Regions from separate parts of the Homo sapiens genome. Here region 1 is linked to region 2. A link is an interaction called in ENCODE POLR2A ChIA-PET data of the cell type or tissue named here. Cell type or tissue: A673. All regions are shown on one strand.

Region 1 (8,000 bases), 260 kb before region 2:
TTAGGGATTAGGATTTGGGAGGTTGGTCTGACCTCTCTTGCCCAAGATTTATGCTTATTGTCTTTTTTGTCTTCAAGGTATATCAGGACCTCATGCCTGCTAAACCCACTCCTACCTTTATTTTAGCCACCTCTGATTCAGACTGTCCTTTCTAAAGCACTGCTTTCATGATTTCAACCCATCTCTTTTCCTCCTGCCTTTACCCCATGTTTCCTCATTGCTTATCAGATGAAGGCCAGTTGCTTAGGCTAGCATGCAAGGTTTTGATTTATTTCCACTGCTAAATCCCTCTCAGTCTGGTTTATCCATATTGGCCTAGGATGGTTTAAAGTTCTGCCATCTCCCTGCCAATTGTCCAAATCTCAAAAACCGGTTACTCTATGTTTAGGGCAGCATTGAAAGTAGAAGGAGCTATAGTCTTTCAATCGATCCTGAGGAGGAGTTGGCTTCTATATTTATAGGGACCAAGAGTAAGTCTTCAGCCAGTTTTGTGATATAAGGTCTAGCAGTTTGATTTTCAGCAGTTCTTCCTCTGCCACAGTTTGCTATTGCTGTAGAATTGATAGATTAAAATGTCTCCTGAAATATGTCTCCGGGCTTCTTTATCGAAGTTTAGTCCCTTTTATTTTGAAGATTCAAATAATGACATCTTTGGATATCTTTGGAGTCTTTGACTAAGCATTTGTTAGAGCTATAAAAGCATCTTCATGGCTACTCCCGTTGAATTCACTCCATTTAGGGGTTTATCTTAGACCCGGTGCGGTGTTTTCCTTATTGATTGTTTTGGGAGTTGAAGTGACTATCTTTTAAATTTTATCCACTTGCTCAGCTTATGTTGGTTCCATATTGGCTTGTTTGACCTTTTCATAGATAGCTAGTCATAACTACAACTATAAATGAGCTAAAATAATTTTAATCCCTAATTCATTCACAGATAGACATTGAGTACCTACTGTGTGTAAGAAACTGTACTATATATTGCAAGGTATAAAAACTAGTAAGAATAATAGGTAATGTTTATTGGTTATTTTATAAGTGCCAGGCACTGTCCTAGGGGCTCTGTCTAGGGATTATTTTTATTTAATCCTCACATCCCTTCTATAAGGTACATATTATTATCATCATTCTTCAGACAAGAAAACCGAGATGTGGGAAAATTAACTAACTTGCCAAGTCACATATTTATGGTGTGCTGGATAACAACATAGTAAAATGTTCATGATTTTGTTCAAATACAATCACTGCCTTCAAGAGATTTACTGTCTGGTAACAGAGATTAAACATGAACCTATAAAGAAATCCAAGTTAAAAAGGGCAAAAGATCTGAGTAGACATTTCTCCAAAAAAGATATAAAAATCACTGATAAACACATGAAAAGGTGATCAACATCATTAGCCATCAGGGAAATACAAATTAAAATCACAGTGAGCTACTACTCATACCCACTAAGATGGCTAAAATATAAAAGACAGCTAGTAAGTGATGGTGCAGATGTAGAGAAATTGGAACCCTTATAGACCAATACTGGGGATGAAAAAGTGGTGCAGCCACTTTGGAAAATAGTCTGGCTGTTCTTCAAAAGGTTAAAAAAAATAGTTACCATATGATCCAGCAGTTCTACTCCCAGGTATATACCCAACAGAAATGAAAACATACGTCGTCACAAAAACTTACACATGAGTGTTCATAACAGCATTTTTCATCATAGTCAAAAAATAGAATCAAACCAAATCTCTACCAACTGATGAAGGATAAATAAAATGTGGTATTTACATACAATAGAACATTATTCAGCAACAAAAAGAAATGAAGTGCTGATACATGTTACAACATGGATGAATCTTGGAAACATTATTCTGACACATAAGTGAAAGAAACCAGTCATAAAAGAACACCTACTGTATGATTCTATTTATATGAAATCCTCCAAAATAGGCAAATCTTTAGAGACAGAAAGTAGATTAGTGGTTGCCGAGAGCTAGAGGGAAGGGAGAATGGGCAGTGGTTGCTAATGAGTACAGGGTTTCTTTTTGGCAGGATGAAATTGTTCTAAAATTCATTGTGGTGATGGTTGTACAACTATGAATATACTACTAAAAAATCATTGAACTGTACACTTTAAGTAAGTAAATTGTATGATAGGAAAATATATGAAGTATATATCAATAAAGTTATTTTTAAAAACATGAACCCAAAGTAACTAAAATATAAAATAACATTTGGTAACTCATACAGAAACATAACCAAAAGCTATCAAAGTTCAGAGGAAAAAGACCATTTAGGCTACCACAGTTAGGATAGCTTTCAGAGGACAATGGGATTTGGATAGAGCTGGGATGAAATATACAAAATTGAAGGAAAAAAGAAAATATTTCTTACAAAGCATAGCAAAAAGGAGAAAATTATAGCATATATTTGGGAAATGGTAAGGGGTCTGGTTTGGTTGGCATGCTTAGTGCTGATGGTTAGAATAGACAAATATTGATATGCTTTAGATAATTATGGGAGAAAATATTTAAAATTTTAACTTTGCCCCCAAAAATCTAAGGTGTACTGTTAAGATACAGCACAGAGGAAGAGTAGTAGACTTTGAAATGATAGGTGTGTCTAGGCCTTGGAGAAAGAGGTATGAATACTAGGTAGGAGATCACCTCTGATTCTGCCCTCACTGGAAGCTCCAGATCCCATTTCCTTAACTTGTGTTCTTTATTAGCCTTGCAGTCTTTTCACGAAGACTGCAAGGCTTGGGAGAGTCTGTGGATTGTGGCACCTGTAGAAATAGTCTTATATCTGAGTACAAAGTATTCCTCATGGTTTCTCAATACTGTGCTAGCATCAAGATATTCCTCCTCTGCTTCAGGTGAAAGTCAAATGTAAGTCAAGCCTCAGCCCCCATAGTATGAATTCGAGAAGTGACACAAACTGGTCATAATTATTTCATTCCGTTATATTCCAGTTGTTTTCTTGAGAAAACCAAAACAAAACCAGGGCTAAACAACAAATCCAAAACAAAAATTCTTCAATACGTTGTGTTAATGGATATAGCTTTATTTTGAAACTGCATAGTTGTTTCCTTCACTCAGCCACTAAAAGTGATTTGAGAAACTGAGAGGACCTGGAGATGCAAAACCAGGAACTAACTGCTTCATTCATAGTCTGATGGGGTGAGGAACTTAGGGAGAAGCTGCCTCTGGCACCCATTCCCAGCAACAGGCCTCCTATTCTTGTCTTCTTCTTATTTACCCTGTTGTAATAAGTCTCTTTACCAAGGGAAGCGTTCCTTCAAACCCTTCTCTATCATTTACCTAGACTGTGCTGAGTGTCAGGACTAGGTCAACCCAGCTCAGACCCAGATGTAACCCATGTGCTGTGGGGTTGGAGAGAGAAGGGTTCCCTAATAAAGAATTGGCCACTGCTGAACTTGAGCCTCCAGGGTAATGGAAAAGGCTTCAAACAGGAGATACAAACCATGCTTATCCCTAAGAAGTAGAGAGTAAAGAACAAATCTCACTCTCTCCTTCCTGTACTGTCGCTCACTGTACCACATTATGTGTATAAAGTCAGTCTCTTCATTTCTTAATTTTTTCAGTTACAAAGTATTTATTTTAATGTAAATGTAAAAGGTCACTTTAGAAAATTCAGAGATATGAAAGGAAAACAACTGAAATCACACACACTCTCGCCATCCAGAAACAACTATGGTTTACATTTTGGCGTATTTCTTTCTTTTCCTATGTGTACATATTTCTTCCCACAAAGTTGAAATCATACATATATGTATATGTATATTAAGTTTTCTATTTTAATTTTTTTACCAAAAGTTGTATAGTGAGCATTATTCCCATGTTATTTAATTATTCTTCAAATATGTTACTTTGAAAAAATAGGTGCAGAATAATTCCCCAACATTGAAAAATTATGGAGTTCCTTTTGTTCCACTCTTCTCCCATAATACCTTGCAAACACTTTTTTTAGCTAACAAATACAGCCATTGAAATATTAAGTCTCATGGAGCTCTTTGCTGAGCTTTTATAGCAACAGTTTGGTAATAACAGTATCACCAAGCACTTTCCCTGGGGACATCAACAAGTGTCCCTTCAAAGACATGCTGACTCCACCTCACTTGCTTCTCACCTGGTGGATCAGAGGAACCAGCTGTAATACAAGTAAGCTCTTTTGATAAAGAGACAATTTATTGGGGAGAAATTGTTGACTGTGTTTGTAAACTGGAGAGTCAAATGACTGACAATGTAACTGAAGTGTTGAGGTATCTACATTCCCTTTACACTTTGTTGCCACCTAGAGCTGGTTCATTAGAGTTCTCATTGTTTTTCTACAAACCAGAGGTGAAAAGGGTACAATGCAAAATCTGTGTGCACTGCTAGAATTTTCTGTTTTGGGATAGTTTATACTTGTCTTTAGTAGTATATGATTTTTTTTTCTGTCTTTGTTGTTTTTCTTTTTTCTTGTTCCTGGTTTTTGTTTTGTTTGTTTTTTTTTCAGATGGAGTTTAACTCTTGTTGCCCAGGCTGGAGTGCAGTGGTGCAATCTGGGCTCACTGCAACCTCCACCTCCCAGGTTCAAGCAATTCTCCTGCCTCAGCCTCCCGAGTAGCTGGGATTACAGGAGCCCGCCACGATGCATGCCTGGCTAATTTTTTGTATTTTTAGTAGAGATGGGGTTTCACCTTGTTGGCCAGGCTGGTCTCAAACTCCTGACCTCAGGTGATCCATCCGCCTCGGCCTCCCAAAGTGCTGTGATTACAGGTGTGAGCCACCACACCCGGCCTCTTGTTCCTGTTATAAAGTGAAACTTTGTAAGAATCTTACACCAAATTCAATTCAATTCAGTTAATTCAACAAATACTTATTGGGTGCCTACAACTTGTAGAACACCATGATGGATATATGAAAGACAAAGAGGACCTAGCCATGCGCTTAGGGAACTTATAGTCTAGCAGGGCTGATTAGATAGGCATATAAATAACTGCAAGACAAAGTAGACCAGGCTATAAGAATATTTAATGAAGGAGAAATACTCACAAAATAGTGTCATGAGGAAAAAATTAAACTAGTCACTAAACTGTATATACAAATTGAGTTTTCTGAAAAAGTACACATGTAAAAAACTGGAATACTCTAAAATGGTAGTAGTGGCTGTCTGGGTGATGAATTAAAAGGGATTTTAATGTTCTTTATTCTTTTCTATTTTTTCAAAAAGTTATTTACAGTGAAACTGCTACTATTAGGATAAATAAAAGTAAGCTTTATTAAATGAGAGTGTCATGTAACAATAGAAAATGTAGTGCAAGTGCTGAGGAGCAAAGATCATAACTGACTGGGGTGGGGGAATTAGAAAGGCTTTAGGATTTATGTCTTTCAGAATGATGAAAAATTTTTTTTTTTTTTTTTTTTTTTTTAGACAGAGTCTCACTCTGTCACCAGGCTGGAGTGCAGTGGCACGATCTTGGCTTACTGCAACCTCTGCCTCCCTGATTCAAGCGATTCTCCTGCCTCAGCTTCCCAAGTAGCTGGGACTACAGGCGCACGCCACCACTCCCAGCTAATTTTTGTATTTTTAGTAGAGATGAGGTTTCACCATGTTGGCCAGGATGGTCTCAATCTCTTGACCTCGTGATCCACCTGCCTGAAACTCCCAAAGTGCTGGGATTACAGGCATAAGCCACCATGCATGGCTTGTTTTTTTGTTTGTTTGTTTGTTTGTTTGTTTGTTTTTGAGACAGAGTTTTGCTCTTATTGCCCAGGCGGGAGTGCAATGGCACGATCTTGGCTCACTGCAACCTCTACCTCCTGGGTTCAAGTGATTCTTCTGCCTCAGCCTCCTGAGTAGCTGGGATTACAGGCATGCACCACCACGCCCAGCTAATTTTTTGTATTTTTAGTAGAGACAGGGTTTCACCGTGTTGGCCAGGCTGGTCTCAAACCTCTGACCTCAGGTGATCCACCCACCTTGACCTCCTGAAGTGTTGGGATTACAGGCGTGAGTCACTGCGCCCGGCTGAAAAGCTTCTATATCTTAGAAATAGTAATAAAGTTTTACTGAATTGAAAAGACATTATATTTCTACAATTTTTTTTTCCCATGACATTTGACTATAGTCTCTGTCTCTATTAATGATAGGCTGGGCGTGGTGGTTCATGCCTATAACCCCAGCACTTTGGGAGGCTGAGGCGGGCAGATCACTTGAGCCAGGAGTTCAAGACCAGCTTGGGCAACATGGGGAAACCACATCTCTACTAAAAATTACAAAAATTAGCTGGGCGTGGTGGCATACACCTGTAATCCCAGCTACTGGGAAGGCCAAGGCAGAAGAATCTCTTGAACCCTGGAGATGGAGGTTGCAGTGAGCCGCAATTGCGTCATTGCACTCCAGCCTGGGCAACAGAGCAAGACTCTGTCTCAAAAAAAAAAAAAAAAAAAAAAGACCTATAGCTCTAGTAGCTGCTATCTGCCGTATTATCTTTTAAAATTTATATTATTTTAGATATGTCTTTAAAATATTTTACTACATGTACCATGAAGAGATATTTTCTAAATCAGAAGATGATGTCAATCACTAATCAGATTCATAGAGTATATAGACTTGGCAAAGAATCTTACTACTTGTCCCACTGAACGCAGAAATGCTTTATTTGGTCATTGGCTGGAATGGCTACTCGTTTGTCCTTCTTTTCTTCTGAAGATTTCTGTATCTGTTACGGTTCAACCCACAGAGCACATATTTTTCAGCGTCTAATAGGCTCTAGAAAGAGAGTTCCTATAATATTCTGAAAGTCAGCTGCTTCATCAGCCCATGAGCGTCCTGTTTTGGTAGATGCCCTGGGTGATGTGGCTTCCCATGGTGTGCGGGTGACATAGCAGAGGTTTGTCAGGTCAGAGTTTAGGTGGAATGTACAGGCTTCAGCTAACCTACAGAGTGAGAGTCTTGTCTCTGTGTAACCTGGATGAATTATTTATTTTCCTTCTGCCTTTGTTTCTCACTTATAAAATGAAGATAATAGTAGTACCTACTTTATAGGCTCATTTTATAGATTAGATTTGGCATTTGTAAACATTTGATGTAAAGTTGCTATTATTATGATGTATCATAGATAGACTCGATGGACTGTAGCAGATTTTTTAAAAATCTTAAATAGATAACAGGAAGAAGAGGAGAAACGAACATATGCTGAGAGAGTACGATTATGTTACCTTTGTTTTCTTGGAAATAGTGAGGGGCCAAAGAACAAGTAAAGAAATAATTGTCATGCAGTGTGATTCATGCAGCAATAAAAGTATGTTCAAAATAAAGAAGAAGGAATGATGAACTGCATATGGGTGCGGGAGGGCTTGAGAAGTGCTACTTGGGCAGAGTTGTTTTTTTGTTTTGTTTTGTTTTGTTTTGTTTTGAGACAGGGTCTCACTGTGTCACCCGTGCTGGAGTGCAGTGGCGCGATCTCGGCTTACTGCAACCTCTGCCTACCGGGTTCAAGCGATTTTCATGCTTCAGCCACCCGAGTAGCTGGGATTACAGGCATGCACCACCAGGGCCCAGCTAATTTTTTGTATTTTTATTAGAGACGGGGTTTTGCTATGTTGGCCAGGCTGATCTCAGATTCCTGGCCTCAAGTAATCTGCCTGCTTCAGCCTTCCAAAATGCTGGGATTACAGGCACGAGCCACGGAGCCCAGCCTTGGGCAGAGTTTTGAGTAAGTGAGTAGTTGGGGAGTGGATGAAGGCAGTGGTGATAAGGGATGTGCCAGGCACAGAGGATTTGGACAGCACCACAACTTTGGGATGGTAGGTGGGACGTAAAGTGCGGGGGAATAGTGAGAGATGAGGCCAGAGAGGGAGGCTGGATTCTGTGAGAATCAGTGGCTTTACCTATATGTAGATGTGCATTTGTGTCAGAGTTTCTTGAAAGGGCTGAGAGTTGCTAATTCCTTTCTTCTACCGCTTCCAAAGCTATCCTGAGCTTGTTAATGCCATTCCTATTAAAC
Region 2 (8,000 bases):
ATGAAAAAGTCGGGAAGTTACCCTATATAGTCAAAAAAGGGGAGGAACCCTCAGTTCTGGGAATTGCCTACCCTTTTCCTGGAAAATTCATGAATAATCCACCCCTCATTCAGCATATAATCAAGAAATAACTGTAAGTATCCTTAGTCCAGCAGCCCAAGCTGCTGCTCTGCCTATGGAGTAGCCATTCTTTTATTCATTTGCTTTCTAAATGAACTTTCTTTCACTTTACTCTATGGACTCACCCTGAATTCTTTCTTTGGCGAGATCCAAGAACCCTCTCTTGGCGTCCAGATTGGCATCCCTTTCCAGTAACACTTGTACTTTTAGGTTTTCTAGCACATTCACAGACTTATAGAATGTTAGAGCTGGAAGGATCTTTAAAGATCTGCTAGTCTCACAGCCTAATTTTATAGGAAAAGTTTGGACAGGAGAAATGACTTGTTCAGTTCTTCGAGAAACCCTACAAATTCAAGGATTAGGATTCTAGGTTTTGATTAGGAACTACTGCTCCAATTGCCCCATCACCTGCTTGTGATTAGAAGTGAAACTGTCAGGCACTAAAGACGATGTCCAGTTGACTTTCTTACCTCATACAAACAGAAGACTTGAAAAGCCATTTTAATAGGGAAAGATTTAGGAAGAAATCAGGCAGATGTTTGAAGCATTTTTTTGTGTGTGTAAAGTATTAGCAGATTTGTCTCTTCTTGGGGCTGTGAGAATGAAGATATTAGATTCAAACCCAATGTCTCCCATATTGTTCTTGCTGGAATGTCACAATACAAGAATCCATGGCGGGCACTAGCTGTTGCCTACCAATACCACCTACCTTTTCTTTCTTTCCAATAGAATCCTGATTTGTTCAAGAGGCTGGTGGGGATCCCTTTATCTCAGGGAGGGTGAACATGACCCCAGCCCCAGAGAATGAATCGGGGATTCACAGGGATTGGTGTAAGGGTTATCATGTGACCCGGTTCTGCCCATGGGGCCTAAGGAGAAATCTGCAGGGAGGGCTTCCTTTCCCTCCTCAGGAACGAGCCTTCTATTCATTCATCATTTTGGTTTCTCCCCCTTCCTTTGACCTGGAACATGCATGTGAGGCCTAAAAATGAAGACAATAAGACAAAATGCCAGGAACAGAAAATCAGAAAGCACGTGGGTCTGGGATAACTTTATCATTTTCTTATCATTTTCTCCATCCTGAACTGCCAAACCTCAGACTTTTTCTTTTGGGAGATAAAGCCCTAGTTGTTAAGCTAATGTTAGATTTTCAGATACTTATAATTGAATGCACTCTTAATTGATACATATAAAGAGAAGTGATATCATACAATGTGCCTGCCCTTCAGATTTAAATTTTATTCATAGAATCCAAGATAAAGGCAGCAAATGCTCATGAATGAGCGAAACTGCCCCATTTGCTAATTTCTCTTCCAAGGACTGTATAGAGTTGCATATACTTGGTTACAGGGTTTACACGGTTTCACATTCAATAGTGCCATGGTGGGTTGAGTCGAAGCTTCTAATATAATTTCAGATTTTAAAAACCTAGGTTAGGCTAATTGGAGTCTCAGGGGCCCCCATAATCTAGATGATGTCGCATCTGTGCTCTTACATACTACACTGCCTCACATAAGCATAAATTTTGAACACACCTCAGATGTTGTGATGTAATTATATAAAGACAATAGCTAAAGAGCCATTATCTTATAATGGCTAATATTCGTGTATGCTCACCATGTCCCGAAAACCATGTGGGTGCCTCTAGTGTATTATCTCATTTAACTCTCAGAAAACCCCCTGTGAAATAAATCATTTACTTCTTTCAAATGAGGAAGGTAAGATTTACAGAAGTTAAATAACTTGCCCAAGCTCATTCAGCTATGAAAGTGCAGTCTGGATTCCAGGGCCTGTATTCTTAATGACTATTCTTTTGAAAAAATTAAACTAATTGATAATGGTTATTATATGATAACTTAACAATTATATTGAAAACTAATATATCAAGATCCAAATTTTAAAAACACCCTGAAATAATAGCTACTTGTTATACAGTGCTTATTATGTGATAGGTTCTATTCTATCTATTCTATTCTATTTTCCTGTCTTAACTCATTTAATACACTAACACTATGAGGTAGGTACTATTATTATTGTTTTCAAGCTGAGGAAAAAGAAACTCAGAGAGGTTAAGTAACTGGTTCAGGGTCACACAGCTAACACGTTGTAGAATCTGAATTTGAACGCAGGCAGTATGGCTCTAGCATCTGTTCTCTTATTTATACACTACTCTGCCTCACAAAAGGATACATTTTGGATATACCTCAGGTTTGGTGATGTAATTATATAAATTTAATTATATCAAATTGAAGCCTAGCTGATTACTAAATATAATAAAGAAGTTTAAATGCCAGCACTCAAGCCTATTTTTTCATTTTAATAGTTAAATATCTTTCTAGAAGGACACAATTTCCTTCACACCTGGAAGTGATAACTCTTTCATCACTCTGGAAAGTCACAATACAGAAACAGCACATTAATTTGTAAGAAAGTTTATATCTAAGCCTTAGATTTTTTTTAAACTTCCCTCTCCTCCTCCCTTTGATACGTTTTCGATGAGTGGAGGAACACCAGGGCTCTTGTCTTGTGTCAAACTGGAAAAAAACTACACGGACACACGTGCAGTGGTTTTAAGGAGTGGAGAGTTTAATAGGCAAGAAGGAACTGAGAAGCCAGAAAGAAGAAGCTCCCTGCGAGGCTCTTGTATCGGTTGGAACCCAGAGAGCCCACCAACAAACAACATGAAGCGGTGTGGAGCAACAAGCTGCTTTTTTTTTTTTTTCCATTTATGTCGGTGGATTATTTTATTTTTATTTTATTTTATTGTTATTATTATACTTTAAGTTGTAGGGTACATAAGCACAATGTGCAGGTTTGTTACATAGGGATACATGTGCCATTTGGTTTGTTGCACCCATCACCTCATCATTTGCATTAGGTATTTCTCCTAACGCTATCCGCCCCCAGCCCCCCACTCACCAGCAGGCCCTGGTGTGTGATGTTCCCCACTGTGTGTCCATGTGTTTTCATTGTTCAACTCCCACTTATGAGTGAGAACACGTGGTGTTTGGTTTTCTGTCCTTGTGATATTTTGCTGAGAATGATGGTTTCCAGCTTCATCCATGTCCCTGCGAAGGACATGAATTCATCTTTTTTTATGGCTACATAGTATTCCATGGTGTATATGTGCCACATTTTCTTTATCCAGTTTATTATTGATGGACATTTGGGTTGGTTCCACATATTTGCTATTGTGAATAGTGCCACAATAAACATACGTGTGCATGTCTTTATAGTAGCATGATGTATAATCCTTTGGGTATATACCCAGTAATGGGATGGCTGGGTCAAATGGTATTTCTAGTTCTAGATCCTTGAGGAATCGCCACACTGTCTTCCACAATGGTTGAACTAATTTACACTCCCAAGAACAGAGTAAAAGCATTCCTATTTCTCCACATCCTCTCCAGCATCTGCTGTTTCCTGACTTTTTAATGATTGTCATTCTAACTGGCTTGAGATGGTATCTCATTGTGGTTTTGATTTGCATTTCTCCCAAGAGGCTGTTTTAATGAGCGCCTGTATGCAGGCGGGCTGAGGCTTAAAATGGCGTCGGCACCAAATGAGGACGGGACAGGGGTTTTATAGTGTCCTGTAAACAGGAAGTGTCTCAGTCTGATGTAACTGCTACTCAGTATCCTGACGGCCTCTTCCTCAGTCTTCGGGGGATATGTGTCTTCCAGCCAGCTCTCTTCCTGCTTCTGCTGTCTTGCTGACACATGCTGCTGGCACAAGTGGCCTGGAGCCTTGGGACTGGGCCTGAGGAGGGAGGAGTTATTCATTCCCTTAAGCTTTCAGGCCCTGGGGAGAATCTTTCACTCCCCTGTACAGAGACAGAGGGAGGGGGGCTCCCCCAAGTGCCATGGATATCCGCCAGTTTTATGAATAGGCTGGAGGAGGCGGTGTCTGATTTGCACAGGGCTCAGGGGATTGGTTTGACCAGGCACGTCCTTCATGTAGCCCACGAAAAAGCTGGCCCTCCCACCCTAGCCTTTTAATATGAAAGTACAGGTTGCCATGATGTTCTACACAGGGGATATGTGGGGGTGGCCATATTGCCCAGCACATGTTGGGGCAAGGGCAAGAGGACAATGCTGGGAATCGCCATGTTGGGTGGACCCAGTTTCTAGTGGCCTGCATTTGCATATCAAAGGTTGCCTGCCTGGCTCTAAGAGCCCGGGCTTTACAAGAAAGGTTTCTGAAGATGCTTTAAAAAATGAAAACTTCCAAAGGACCCCTGTTCTTCTGTATCTGCCTAAAATAATTTCTTAATAACTCCTACAACACCTTGACTCTCCCTGTGCCCCACCTGAGCACCCTTGCAGAATTCAAGCTTATTATGGGAGGTAGTGCCCCTCCCCACACTGCTGTTATAAATAAAGTTTCAGTGCTGCAAAAGAAATAGCACTCAAATATAAAATTATCTTTTTAATACTCAGCAGGGCAATGTACTTATATAGAAGGGTGTGCCCTTACAGATGGAGCAATGGTGAGCACACACTTGGACAAGGGAGGGGAAGGGGTTCTTATCCCTGACGCACGTGGCCCGTGCTGCTGTGTCATTCCCCTATTGGCTAGGGTAGACCGCACAGGCTAAACTAATTCCGATTGGCTAATTTAAAGCGAGTGACAGGGTGAGTGGTTTGGCAGGAAAAATTGTTATGACAGAGCAGGTAATCAGAATGAGTCAGGGTGGAGCAGGTAATTGAAAAAGTTTGCTTTACGAGGAAGTTAAGTTTAAAAGTATAAGGTAAAGAATTGAACATACTGACGTATTGATTCTTTGAAAAGAAATTTAGAACTCATATCTAACAACCCTTCATCTTGCATTTCCTTACAGCAATTTCTTTTCAAACTTTTTAACATGTCTTGGCTTAGTTGTTCTGCTGGATTTTCCAAAAGAAGAAGCTTGTCTGGATAAGGTGGAGGGTAGTTAAGGGAGGTTTTAGTAAGTGACATTTTTATGAGCCTCTGCAGCAACCCACGGATGCATGGTGTGACACAGCACCCGACAAGAATAAGTACACCCATTACAGCTGCGAGGGAAGTAAGAATTGAGGCTATTATTTTTTTCCATTTACTGAACCACTTTTCTAGCCATTCTGTAAAGGGGTCATTTACCCCTGAGTTTCTGGCTAACTCACTGGGTAGAGCAGTCAGACCTTGCAATGCCTTTGTTATACTTCCATGTAAGTTGTTTGGGATGAAGGTGCAACACTGAAGTTTAATCTTGACGCAAACTCCTCCTCTTTCTGCTAATATCATGTCTAAGGCTATCCTATTTTCCTAAGCCATCTGGCTAGTGGCCCCTAATTACTCAGCTATTTCTTTAACAGCATCTCTAGTGTGGTTAAAAAATCACTGTTGGTTGTAATAGATGTAATTTATCCAATCTACATATTTTTTTTTTTTTGAGATGGAGTCTCGCTCTGTTGCCCAGGCTGGAGTGCAGTGGTGCAATCTCGGCTCACTGCAACCTCCGCTTCCTGGGTTCATGCCATTCTCCTGCCTCAGCCTCCTGAGTAGCTGGGACTACAGGTGCCTTCCACCATGCCCGGCTAATTTTTTTTTTGTATTTTTAGTAGAGACGGGGTTTCACTGTGTTAGGCAGGATGGTCTCGATCTCCTGACCTCGTGATCTGCCCGCCTCAGCCTCCCAAAGTGCTGGGATTACAGGCGTGAGCCACCGTGCCTGGCCCAATCTACATTTTTATGAATTGTCACCCACCAAAATATTGACTCAAATCCTGCAGCGATTTGATTTTGGGCTTTAAATTGATTTGGTACTCCCTGTGGGACTCCAATTGCATTTAAATAGACGTGAAAGTCGAAAGACCCACAAGGGGCTTCTCTCGCTTTACGATGTCTTATTTTTCCTTCCTCTGGCTGATGAAATGCCAGGGTGAAAGGGATAGCCAATTGGACTAAAGCACAAGTGCCACTCCAGTTATTTGGCAGAGTGTCCAGTAAAGGTCCACCATACATCCGCTCAGGGATGAACAAGGGCTGACTGATTGATAAGTAAAATTGAATCGAAAATTCTTAAGCTCACTACATCCCTTCAGGTCTCCAAGGAACACTAAGTTTCCTCCCTGTCATGAGATACACGAAGTGAACTTAGTGTTGGGAGATGGAAGCTGGATGGCTCTCGGGGGCTGACCTGCAGGGTGCTGGACTTTGGGATATAGCAGAGAGAGAGCATGGCATGACTTGTTACTCCAGGCTCTAGAATCCTGGAAAAGAGCTACCATGCAGCCCATGCCCCATCAACTGGAGGACCACCCTAGTGGAAAGGGGACAATCTGGGCCTCTGGCCTGCCGTGCGCATAAGCGTTAACAACTGCTTTTGTATAATGTGTGGACGGAATATTTGATCCATTCCAACCAGGCATTTGCATCTTGGTATCCTGTCTTAATTGCCAAAGTTTGTTTTAAGTCTTTAACTTCTATGATAGCTATCTTGGTCTTGTCGTTAGATGGCGGAGGAGCAATTGTTCAATTGTAAGAGGTTTTGGAAGAAGGCTTAGAGGAAGGTGCAGGTGGCGGGGGATCAAAGAAATGCATTTCAAAGAATCCAAAGGGTCTGTTCCTGAAACCTTAGCCCCCATACCATAAAACAGGCTTAAAGAAGTGAACCGGCTTAGAAAAGGGGAACAACTTTGAGGGTTCGAGATAATAACCTGTATAGGATTGCACCGGTTTAGCTGACAGTTGGTGGCGGGGGGCTGTCCCTCTAGTAAAATGAATGTATGGTTTTAGGAAATTACAAAAACCAGTTGTGGCAGTCCATTCTTGCTCTTTAGTGGTCCAAAGAACATTGGACCAACTATGGCATAAAAGCTCTACATCAGGGAGCAAGAATCCTGGTTGACACTGGGGTTTTTATTGAAGTCTCCTCAGATTAAATGGTCCCAATTCACTAATGCCCAGTCTGAGGAGAGTCAGGAGGGACAAACGTACTTTTCTGAAGTAGAGAGCAGTCTGACTTGGCAAGTCCCCACAGGGTATAACAAGGCAAGCATTAAATGTAATAGTTTGAGGCAAAATTGACTTGGTTATGTTAATAACTAGATGGTCAGCAATAGAGCGAGGATAGAAGAAAGAGTAATAGCATAGATGAAAGAGTTAAATTTTCCTTAGCTTTAGTTTGGTAGGGTTTTCCCCTGGGACTATGGCCCATGACTCTGGAGGGGGACAGTGCTTTCTTGACCCGGGTGTGATGAGTCCATCCCCTTTTCACTGTGCGAACAGCAGTCTCGGTGGTTAGCAGCACAAGGTAGGGTCATTCTCAGACTGGCTCAAGTTTTCCTTCTTTCCACCCTTTGATGAGAACGTGATCCTCAGGCTGGTGCTGGTTTACTGGAAATTCTAGGGGTGGTACCTATGCAAAAAGACTCAGTTTTGAGGGAAAGGAAAGTGGAAGTATATAATATAAAGTGGAAGTATATAAACCAAGTATATAATTTCTAAGAAATTGATCTTTTATTTTAAATGTGGGGACATCAGCAGTGGACTTTATAGTCCTCGGTGCCTTCTTACTGAGAAATTTCCTTTAGCACGTATTTTTATTAGCTTTTAGACTAAAGAAAGCCAAACACCATTTTATATTTGACAATGCTTCCTGTATGATTTTTATACCAAATAAGCTAAACTTCACCTTTATATTAGTGTTATTCATGTTAAACTTAATTTTAATAAAACCTTGTAGACATATTTATCCAATTTTTAATGTCTGACCATAGGGTAAGATTTTTATAGGCTCTTTTTAACCTTTTATAATTTTTGTTAAAGAGCAGGTTAGTGCTTTAAGAAAAAACTGTTGTGCTTTTATTTTAATGTCCAGTTCACAGACAAACTGGATGATACCCCTTTAACTTTAG

The links. Peaks named below come from ENCODE experiments on the same cell type or tissue, not always from the same donor. Only the 100,000 strongest peaks of a DNase experiment are listed, where the experiment ranks them.
Region 1: POLR2A ChIA-PET joins it to region 2 with 5 read pairs; 3 of 35 experiments call an interaction of 5 or more read pairs at or near these places.

The regions. Positions count from the first base shown.
Region 1 is chr3:120,353,712-120,361,711 of GRCh38, forward strand. It overlaps the pseudogene BTNL12P. Among named protein-coding and RNA genes, the nearest start is that of LRRC58, 8.4 kb to the left of the region's middle. In A673, no CTCF peak of the experiment used is centred here; no DNase peak of the experiment used is centred here.
Region 2 is chr3:120,612,239-120,620,238 of GRCh38, forward strand. No RefSeq gene overlaps it. Among named protein-coding and RNA genes, the nearest start is that of NDUFB4, 20 kb to the left of the region's middle. In A673, no CTCF peak of the experiment used is centred here; a DNase peak (open chromatin) is centred at 3,763; H3K27ac peaks cover 1,276 bases.